2 separate regions of the Homo sapiens genome follow, and region 2 is linked to region 1. Evidence: chromatin loops called from intact Hi-C (ENCODE). Cell type or tissue: mammary epithelial cell. All regions are shown on one strand. Each heading gives the region's core, and the rest is flanking DNA. Links, peaks and the distances in the headings are about the cores only.

Region 1 (2,920 bases), core at 154-2,653:
GAGGGAGACTAATGGAACAGATTTTGAGCACTACTCCCCTTTCTTCCATCAGGCATCTGATGAGTCATCTAAGGTCATGTGATAGCAAAACTGTTGGGCCTATAGAAAAAGTCTTTTAAGACATCCACGTCATTAAGTTTTCCTGCTCTTCCAGAGATCTGGAGTCAACGAGTCCTCACCCACACACCTCCATTCTCCTGCATTACTGAGAACCAAGGCTCCTTCCGGACTACAGGCATTGAACCAAAACGGAAGTGGAGAGCCACCCTTGAATGGGAATGCCCACCTTTGCGTACATTTCAGATGGCAGACGGAACCCATTCATCAAACTATGAAAATTCCCTCCACTCTCGAGGAAGAATGGCCATGAAGGGCTTGTAAATACATGTCTTCAGGTTTAAACAAATTGCATCATTATTTTTATTTTTTGAGAGGAGTCCATGTGAAGGGAACTAGAGGCATGCTTGGGTGTTTGTCCTGCAGACAATGCATGCCTGGGTCTTGTGCTGTTTCCGTATCTTCTGCCCAAGCGCTGGCCAGCCTCATGGCCTCTCAACAGGAGAAGGGTGCCAATTCCTAACATTCTATTTTCATACTGTTTGATGATAAAAATCGCCCCAGCAGGGCGAATGGCAGTGAACAAAAACAGGAAGCAGACCCCTGATTAGATAGGAACAGGGTGGCTTGTAGAGTAATAAACAAAATGACTAAGAAGATAAATGAGAGAACCATGGATGCTGCCATCTCCTTCCTGAACAGGCCAAGAATAAATGGAAAGAAGAAATCGGGAAAGAAGTCATGTCTTGGGCTCTAAGTGGGGGTGAAGGAGGCTTGCTCTGCAACATCACTTTGCAGGGGCCTTCCTTGAGTTGCCTCTTGAGTGAAGGCCATCAGGACAACTATCTGGTTTTCAGTGACTTCCTTTGAAAATCTTGCCTAAGTGATTTAGTACTCTGTTTTGATATTTGGAGATCCTTTGAAATCTGTGATCTTAGAGCTTTAGCCAAACCAAGGGTCCACTTTGTCATGTTGCTACTCTTGGACAGTGGTGCTCAGTTGGGGCAGGAGATGGTAATTTTGCCCTCTAGTGGGCATTTGACAATGTCTAGTGAGTTGCCACAACTGATGGATGGTGCTGTTGGCATCTAGTGGGTAGAGGCCAGAGATGCTGCTAAATATCCCGTAACGCCTAGGATAGCCCCTAGCAACAAAGAATTATCCAGCCCTAAGTGTCAATAGTAGCAAAGCTGAGAAACCCTGATGTAAGGCAAGTTAAGATATAAAAATAGGTATAAGTTTGGGTATGGACATAGGGTGGGTACGAATGTGGACATAGAAGTAAACATAGACATATATTGAACCCATTCTGCAATGAAATCTTACTTCTTTTTCTTAAAAAAAAAAAAAAAGACAACTTCACTTCTGATAAAAAATCTTCACAGGGATAAATCACCAGGAAAGTGAGACTTAGACATTCCCCTATAAAGACCCAGAAGCTCCAGGCCTGCTCTAAGCATGGGCCTCGTGATGAGAGCACATGTTCAAATTCTACCTATAACATTTACGTCCTGTGTGATCTTTGGCAAGTTTCTTATTCTCTCTGAGTCTTAGCTCCATACTTATGACGTTGACTTAATAACTTCTATTTCTTATAGCTCCAGGCCTGCTCTGACCAGGGCCTCACGATGAGAGCACATGTTCAAATTCCACCTATAACATTTACGTCCTGTGTGATCTTTGGCAACTTTCTTATTCTCTCTGAGTCTTAGCTCTATATTTATGATGTTGACTTAATAACTTCTATTTCTTATAGCTGTGATGATAATGAATAGGATTGCATGAATAATGGCCAATACATTGTCTGTACCCTAGTCAAATAGGAGACATTCAATGAATTGCATCTGCTATTGATCATATAATCATCAACATGCTTCGATTTTAATGTACATTCAGGTATTTCTCCTTAGTACTCGAAGGGCTCTTTGCAATTGGAAAACATGATTTAGGGTACCAGGATGCTGAGATGGGACTCTGTCTCAATTTCAGCTGATGCCTCAAGGAATTAAGAACCAATAGGTAAGTTCATCAAGTGGTTTCCTTGAAGTCTCATCATCAGGAGGGATTGTGACAAGCTGAGATGCAGCTAGAATGCACAGTCACTTTGGATAGAGGCCTGCATTTCCAGCGGTCAGGGAACTGCTAGAATGGGCTCTCCATGGCACAGATGTGGGCCAAGTGACCACGCGGGAGAGTCAGCCTGGAGCCTTCAGGTACTGTCTTGGGCAAAGTGTTGGAAATCCAGTTTCCACTTACAAGAGGCAATCAGCAGCTGCCTTCAGTTTGAGTCCTTGTTCCCTGCACAGCCCCCAGGTCTGGGCCACCCTTCACAGAACCACACTACTGGTGGGTTTGGGTGTGAGTGTGAGTGTGCACCTGTGTATGTAAGGAAGGGAGCTATAGAGAAAGCAAATCTTCCTGTGGCCTGGAAAGATCAGCTTTGTGCTGATTTCCTTCTTTTTTTTTTTTTTTTTTTTTTTTTTTTGAGACAGGTTCTAGCTCTGTCACCCAGGCTGGAGTGCAGTTTTGGAAGTGCCATCCAGGTAGCAGAAGCTTTAGCACCTTCCTTTGGAAGGTGGGAATATTTAGACTGGTTGCTTTCCAACCTTAGCCAAAATTCCATCAGAAAGTCCTGTTTAAATACATGTACACTACGATGAGCTAAGAATAGAATTCATATCATGATAAGAATACCATTTATTTTAATAGCTTAGAGTTTTAAATGACCCATCAAATGACAATATACAAATACGGGACAGACCTGACATCCAGCATGTGTGCCTCCCCGCCATTACTGCAGTGCAGGGTCAGATTGCTGCATAGACCTCATCATTGCAGGAGTCTCAGAAGATATTGTTCTCCT
Region 2 (2,920 bases), core at 255-2,754, 450 kb before region 1:
TCTACTTTTTTTTTTTTTTTTTTTGCAGTTCACCTAGTTCACAGCCAGACACTTTGCTGGGTTGCAGAGACACTAAGAACATAAAATGCCAGCCCGGCCCTTGATAAGCTGACAGCCAGTGGGAGTTGCTAAGGCACAGGACAAAGCACATGGGCTTTGGGCCCATCAAACCTGATTCATGAAACTGGCTCTACCGCTCACGAGCTCCTTAGCCTGGGGCCACACACTTAACCTCTCTGAACTTGTTTGCTCATCTGTATAATGGAGCACCTGACACCCAACTCACAGGACTGTCAGCAGGATCAGAGAAAATGCGTATACATTCACCTGCACAGTACCTGATATATGTAAGTGCTTATTTAATACATGGTGGTTAGCATTAACTTTACTGTTACCAAATGAAACAGACACATAACAGGAAAAATTATCATATATATTGTGTTAGGCACTTTTAAAAACAGATCTGAATAAAGTGTTAGGAGACAGGATAGCAGAGGGTAGGAATATGGGCTTTGGAGATAGATGTTGATTCCAAACCTAGCACCTCCATTCATGCAGTGAGTTGACACTGGGCAAGTGCCTTGGCATTTTGATTTGTAAAATGGGCACAATTACCTATTAGTACCAACTCACAGGTATATTGCTCATTTTTCTTTTTTTAAAGAGATAGGATCTGACTCTGTCGCCCAGGCTGGAGTGCAGTGATGGGATCATAGCTCACTACAGTCTTGACTTTCTGTACTCAAGCGATCTTCCTGCGTAGCTGGGACTACAGACACATGACACCGTGCCTGGCTAATTTTTGTACTTTTTGTAGAGATAACATCTTGATTTGTTGCCTAGAGTGGCCTCAAAACTCCTGGCCTCAAGTGATCCTCCCACCTTGGCCTCCCAAAGGGCTGGAATTACGGGTGTGAGACACCTCACCTGGCCTGGAATGTTGTGAATGTAAAGGGGATGACACATCATACAAAGGGATTCACACTTTTTTTTAGCTATAGGGCTTGCTCAATAAGTGTGCATTGCTGCTATTTCCACAGGAACACAGGTGGCCAAAGAAACCTCTTAAGAGGGAAAAAATGAATCACGGGGAATATGCTCATATAAGAAATTAGGGAAAGAAAAGAAAGAAAAAAAAACAAAGCCTTTTTTTTTTTTTTTTTTTTTTTTGCTGGGTATAGGAAGGCATCCCAGGCTGCTTCATCATTGCCCTGTCCAGTTCTGACAAATATCTTTGACATCCCCAGAGAGAACACTGAGGCCCTTCAAGATTTTAAATTCTCTGAGAAGTCTTCAAAGGTCTACTTTGACTGTAGTAGAAGAGTGACTGGTATCTTCGGAATGGTTTTGAAGTTCAGTGGTAAACATGTCTTTTGGGCTGTATTTTTATCAAGGAACATGTAAATATACCAGCGTGCCCTCTCCCTAAGTCCCCAGGAGCCTTGATGTTTTCCTAGATGTCAACTCCAGCACTTCCGTGAGTGGTAGAGGCAGTGGATGCTCATTCTAAACAAGGTGGTGCAACCAGTTTGTTGTAGGTGTAGTTTTCCTGAACTGGTAAATTGTCCAAAACTTTCACTGACTGTGCAATCAGTCACTCCTTGTGCTACTTGCAGACTTGGCTTGTGGCCTGACCTACTTCACGTTTACACAGGCCCGAAGCTTGCCTGCAAACATCATCGGGGAGCTAGAGATGACGGGCAAGGAGTGATTCATTTCTTTGGCCGTGAGTTGCTTAAAGCAACTCATTTGCGTGCTTGGGGTAACCCCCTTCAAAGTTAAGCAGGCAAGGTGAGCCTTGCTCCATCTGCCCTCAGTAAAGAGATGGCATCCTGCTGGTTATCTTGCTGACATAGCTGGTCCTGCTTAACCAGGTGAGGCAGAGTGTGAAGAGCTTCTTCTGGCGATCAGGCAGACCTGGTTATGAACTCCGATTCTGCTACTTAGTACCTGTAGCCAAATTACTCAAGTCTCTCTGCTTCTCTAGTTCCTCTCTTGCAAAATGATTTATGAGTGGATTAGGTCTATAGATGGCAACATTGTCATGAAAGACTGTTGTATGGATCGAACACACAATAATCTATGCCCAATACCTGTTAAATAGATATTAATAAACTCATATTTGCTGACTGTGTGCCAGGCACTGCTCTAAGCACTTCACATTTATCAACTCATTTAATCTTCCTAACAAGTCCATGAGGTTATTATTGTCCCCATTTTACAGATGTGGAAACTGAGGCAGAGCAGTGTGGTCACTTTTCCAAGGTTACACAGTTAGTAAGTGGTCAACCTGGTATTTACAGGATGGCAGACTCCAAATTTCATGTCCTTAATTACAGTTAATACGCCCTTTCAATAAATGATCCCTGTTAGAATTTTATCAAGCCAGTCTTTACTGGGTGTCCTTGTGAGTTTGAACACCACTAGGAATCCGGAAATAACCCCAAGCTTGTCTTTTTCCTACTGTGGAAATAAGTGACTGATCTCCGGCCATCAAGATCTGTATAATTCTATACACTTATTTATAGCAAGACATAACTAAATTCCTCCCACTCAGTCTCTCTCTCTCTCTCTTACCCCCAGAGGGCCTTTCAGTAGCTTATTTGGAGTGAACACCATCCAGGGAAAAAAAATTAGTTAAGAAAAACAGGAATTAAGATGTCAAGACAGATTGCCGACAGGACCTTTGATCTGACCAGAAATAAATATAAAAGAAGCTGCTGAGAAGTCTCTTGCCTGATTTCCATCTAAACCACTAGAAGTCAGACCCAATTCCTGCGGCTTCAGCCTGGCCCCAGGACTCGTGAGGACTGGGGTATGATCTCCACTTCGCAAGGGGAAGCCAGTGGCTCTCTAAATCTTCCTAGAGTGCCCTGTGTCCTGAGGATGGGGTTGGGCGGGGGAAACATCCATTGAAATC

What was found. A loop is a pair of places that touch in the nucleus more often than their neighbours do. Peaks named below come from ENCODE experiments on the same cell type or tissue, not always from the same donor. Only the 100,000 strongest peaks of a DNase experiment are listed, where the experiment ranks them.
Region 2: it touches region 1 in a loop (3-fold over the local background); 2 of 110 quality-filtered maps call a loop at or near these places.

Annotation. Positions count from the first base shown.
Region 1 is chr12:114,934,013-114,936,932 of GRCh38, reverse strand. No RefSeq gene overlaps it. Among named protein-coding and RNA genes, the nearest start is that of TBX3, 250 kb to the right of the region's middle. In mammary epithelial cell, for the core only: a CTCF peak has its summit at 1,094 (motif pointing left); no DNase peak of the experiment used is centred there.
Region 2 is chr12:115,382,609-115,385,528 of GRCh38, reverse strand. The region is part of intron 3 of LOC105370003 (a long non-coding RNA gene); the gene reads left to right. Among named protein-coding and RNA genes, the nearest start is that of LINC02463, 500 kb to the left of the region's middle. In mammary epithelial cell, for the core only: no CTCF peak of the experiment used is centred there; DNase peaks (open chromatin) are centred at 988 and 1,658; H3K27ac peaks cover 1,277 bases.